Regions from separate parts of the Homo sapiens genome. Here region 2 is linked to region 1. The links are chromatin loops, found by intact Hi-C in ENCODE. Cell type or tissue: heart right ventricle. All regions are shown on one strand.

Region 1 (2,500 bases):
CTTTACTGATTTGGATTTCCTCTCTTTCTTTTTTTCTGATTGCTCTGGCTAGGACTTCCAGTACTATGTTGAAGAGGAGTGGTGAGAATGGACATCCTCGTCTTGTTCCAGTTCTCAGAGGGAATGCTTTCACCTTTTCCCCATTCAGTATTATGTTGGCTGTGGGTTTGTCATAGATGGCTTTTACTGCATTAAGATATGTCCCTTCTATGCCTATTTTGCTGATGCATCTGTTGATATGATCATGTGAGTTTTGTCTTTAATTCTGTTTATGTGGTGTATCACATTTACTGACATGCATATTTTAAACCATTCCTGTCTCCCTGGTATGCAACCCACTTGATCACGGTGGATTATCTTTTTGATATGTTGTTGGATTCGGTAAGCATTCGGTAAGCTAGTATTTTGTTAAGGATTTTGGCATCTATGTTCATCAAGGATATTGGACTGTAGTTTTCTTTTTTGGTTATGTCCTTTCATGGTTTAGTATTAGGGTGATGCTGGCTTCATAGAATGAATTAGGGAGGGTTCCTTCTTTCTCTATCTTATAGAATGGTGTGAAAGGATTGGTATCAACTCTTCTTTGAATGTCTGGTAGGATTCTGCTGTGAATCTGTCTGGTCCTTGGATTTTTTGTTGGTAATTTTAAAATTACCATTTCAATCTTGCTGCTTGTTATTGGTCTGTTTAGGGTATCTAATTTTTCCTGACTTAAGCTAGGACATTTGTATTTTTCTAGGAATTTATCCATCTCTTCTAGGTTTTCTAGTTTATGTGCCTAAAGGTGTTCATAGTACCCTTGAATGATCTTTAATATTTCAGTGGTGTCAGTTGTAATATCCCCTGTTTCATTTCTTAGTGAGGTTAGTTGGATTTTCTCTCTTCTTTTCTTGGTTAATCTTGTTAATGGTCTATCAATTTTATTTGTCCTTTCAAAGAACCAATGGAACAGGAATTAAACGAAATTAAAGAATATGTAAGCAAAAACTCAGTTGTATGTAAGAAAACCCAATTCCCCCTGAGAAAGAGAAAGAGGTGGAGTCCTTTAAAAATTAACTGCCTGTTTTTCTGTCTGGCTAGTGAGCCTTATCTCTCACTTTCCCAGGCATTGTGAAGACCGTTTCTCTAGCTATGCAGCTGCAAGGTCACTAGACAGATAAACTTAAGTTGTAAAACATGTTTTTTCTTGAAAAGTAACAAATGATGTAATACAAGTCTCAACTGAATAACTGTCTTTGTTTCTCACTTCTGTAATATGCTTCCCCTACACAGATCTCCCCCAACCCTACAAAATGCTTAAAAGGTAACTTGACTCTTTGTTTGGGGGCTCAGTCATTTTTGAATGTTAATCTGACTGGGCTGGTGGACCTAAATAATAATAATAATAAATCCTCCTCAACTTCTCAGTCTTTCTGATTCCTAAATTATCCCGAAACATTTCTGGTGGCCCATACAGGGATCAGAGATGACAGATTTACTGTCTCCTTTGTCTGTGGGACTAGAGCCCCAGGGCCGGGGGAGACCCAGCATGCAAGGTGCACCCTAGGGTACCTTCACCTGGATGGAGACCAGCTCTCCCTGCATCCTGGCAGCCTACCCAGCAGCAAAACAGAACTGGGGATGAGGCTACAGGACAATACTAGCACTTCAGGAACTGCGGTAAGGAGAAACTGCCCAAGGCAGGAAAGCCCATCCCATAGGGAGGAAGTGGAGCTTGATCACCTCCTGGGGACTGACCACTAATCCAACCTAGAGTGGCTGGGGGTGGCAGGAGTGGCCTGCCAATTTGGATGAATCTCATGTTCCCCTAACAAAGTAAAAGTGGTTCACTGGTGGAGAAAAAGGGCTGATAGAGAGGCAAGTGCAGCAAGGAAGAGCTTGCTGGCAGGGTGGCAAGAGTGGCTTGCAACCCCAACTGGGAGTGTGTGGGTGTGTGTGGACCTACCTGGGACACAAGAGAGACTCATTTCATCCCATGAGGAGTCCTGGGGTAGGAGTGGTGTGTGTACGTGTGTGAATGTGGAAGCCTAACTAGGCTCACCTGGGACATGAGAGAGGCTCATTTCATCCAGTGAGGAGTCCTCAGGTGGGGGAGGTGTGTAAAAGTGTGTGAAAGAAACGGTCTTGGGAGAGGCCAATGTGGGGAGTGATGGGGAGGCACAGAGCCCTTAGCGCAGGCTGTGTGCTCTGAGGCGACTGTGGGGGAAAATCAGACCTAGGACATTGTGTATGGCTGATAGGACCAGCTCCATGTCTGCAGCAGGCTGTAAGAGGGGAAGGAACGTTCCTAGCTAAACACTGTCCAAAATTCCTGTAATAGGACCCGGTCTGGTGAACCTGAGAGTAAAAGTAAAAGTGAAAGTGCACCGCAAGGAAGAAAATGAAAGGAAAAGTGTCTAAACTAACTCCCTTGGAGTGCACGATAAACAATTTTAAAAAAGGATTTAGAGGTGATTATGCGATAAAACCGGATGCTCAAAAGTTAAGGACATACTGTGAG
Region 2 (2,500 bases), 500 kb before region 1:
TAAGGCATTAAAATGGAAGTTCACGGCAGGATCAGATGTAATCTCAGAGTAGGTAAAAGCCTGTGATGGAATTGGAGGAGCTATGCATAAAGCTATGCTTATGGCTCAAGCAATAATGGGAGTTGTTTTAGGAGGACAAGTTAGAACATTTGGGGGAAAATGTTATAATCGTGGTCAAATTGGTCATCTAAAAAAAAATTGCCCAGTCTCAAATGAACAAAATATAACAACTCAAGCCACTGCAACAACAGATAAAGAGCCACCTGGCCTATGTCCCAGATGTAAAAAAGGCAAACATTGAGCTAATCAATGTCGTTCTAAGTTTGATAAAAATAGACAACCATTGTCAGGAAACGAGAAGAGGGGCCACCCTCAGGCCCTGCAACAAACTGGGACATTCCCAATTCAGCCCTTTGTTCCTCAGGGTTTTCAGGGACAACAAACCCCACTGTCACTAGTGCCTCAGGGAAAGGGCCAGTTACCACAATACAACAAATGTCCCCTGGCGCAAGTGGCAGTGCAGCGGATTTATGTATATACAAGCAGTCTCTCTGCTTCCAGGGGAGCCCCCATAAGAAATCCTTACAGGAATGTATGGCCCACTGCCTAAAGGGACTGTAGGACTAATCTTAGGAAGATCAAGTCTAAATCTAAAGAGAGTTCAAATTCGTACTGGTGTGGTTGATTCAAACTACAAAGGCAAAATTCAATTGGTTATTAGCTCCTCAATTCCTTGGAGTGCCAGTCCAGGAGACAGAATTGCTCAATTATTACTCCTGCCTAATATTAAGGTTGGAAACAGTGAGATAAAAAGAACAGGAGGGTTTGGAAGCAGTGATCCAGCAGGAAAGACTGCATATTGGGCAAGTCAAGTCTCAGAGAGCAGACCTGGGTGTAAGGCCGTTATTCAAGGAAAACAGTTTGAAGGGTTAGTAGACACGGGGGCAGATGTCTCTATCATTTTTAAATCAGTGGCCAAAAAATTGGCCTAAACAAAAGGCTGTTACAGGACTTGTTGGCATAGGCACTTTCTCAGAGGTATATCAAAGTACTATGATTTTACATTGTTTAGGGCTGGATAATCAAGAAAATACTGTTCAGCAAATGATTACCTCAATTCCTGTTAGTCTGTGGGGTCGAGATTTATTACAAAAATGGGGTGCAGAAATCACTATGCCCACTCCATTATACTGCCCCACGAGTTAAAAAATCAAGACTAAAATGGGATATGTACCAGGAAAGGGACTAGGAAAAAATGAAAATGGCATTAAGGTCCCAATTGAGGCTGAGGGAAATCAAGAGAGAAAATGAATACGGTTTCCTTTTTAGGGGTGGCCACCATAGAGCCTCCTAAACCAATTCCATTAACTTGGAAAACAGAAAAACCGGTATGGGTAAATTGGTGGTCACTACCAAAACAAAAACTAGAGGCTTTACATTTATTAGCAAAAGAACAATTAGAAAAGGGACATATTGAGCCTTCATTCTCACCTTGGAATTTTCCTGTGTTTTTAATTCAGAAAAAATCCGGTAGATGGCGTATGTTAACTGACTTAAGGGACGTAAATGCCACAATTCAACCCATGGGCCCTCTCCAACCCGGGTTGCATTCTCCGGCCATGATCCCAAAAGACTGGTCTTTAATTATAATTGATCTGAAGGATTACTTTTTTACCATTCCTCTGGCGGAGCAGGATTTTGAAAAATTTCCCTTTACTATACCAGCCATAAATAATAAAAAACAAGCCACCAGGTTTCACTGGAAAGTGTTACCTCAGAGAATGCTTAATGCTCCAACTATTTGTCAGACTTCCATAGGTCAAGCTCTTCAACCAGAGACAAGTTTTCAGACTGTTACATCATTCATTATGTTGATGATATTTTGTGTGCTGCAGAAACGAGAGACAAATTGACTCTTACACATTTCTGCAAGCAGAGGTTGCCAACGCAGGACTGGCAATAGCATCTGATAAGATTCAAACATCTACTGCTTTTCATTATTTGGGATGTAGACAGAAAATAGAAAAACTAAGCCACAAAAAATAGAGATAAGAAAAGACACATTAAAAATGACTTTCAAAAATTGCTAGGAGACATTAATTGGATTCGGTCAACTCTAGGCATTCCTACTTATGCCATGTCAAATTTGTTCTCTATGTTAAGAGGAGACCCTGACTTAAATAGTAAAAGAATATTAACCACAGAGGCAACAAAAGAAATTAAATTAGTGAAAGAAAATATTCTGTCAGAACAAATAAATAGAATAGATCCCTTAGCCCCACACCAACATTTGATTTTTGCTACTGCATCTTCTTCAACAGGCATCATTATTCAAAACACTGATCTTGTGGAGTGGTCATTCCTTCCTCACAGTACAATTAAGACTTTTACATTGTACTTGGATCAAATAGCTACATTAATTGGTCAGGAAAGATTACAAATAATAAAATTGTGTGGAAATGATCCAGACAAAATAGTTGTTCCTTTAAACAAGGAACAA

Evidence for each region. Hi-C counts contacts between places; a loop is a spot of excess contacts. Peaks named below come from ENCODE experiments on the same cell type or tissue, not always from the same donor. Only the 100,000 strongest peaks of a DNase experiment are listed, where the experiment ranks them.
Region 2: a loop joins it to region 1, with 9 times the contacts of the local background. A loop is called at or near these places in 32 of 110 quality-filtered maps.

Annotation. Positions count from the first base shown.
Region 1 is chr12:34,126,225-34,128,724 of GRCh38, reverse strand. No RefSeq gene overlaps it. Among named protein-coding and RNA genes, the nearest start is that of LINC02963, 92 kb to the left of the region's middle. In heart right ventricle, no CTCF peak of the experiment used is centred here; no DNase peak of the experiment used is centred here; H3K4me3 peaks cover 496 bases; H3K27ac peaks cover 1,333 bases.
Region 2 is chr12:34,624,356-34,626,855 of GRCh38, reverse strand. No RefSeq gene overlaps it. Among named protein-coding and RNA genes, the nearest start is that of LINC02963, 410 kb to the right of the region's middle. In heart right ventricle, CTCF peaks have their summits at 1,326 and 1,530; no DNase peak of the experiment used is centred here.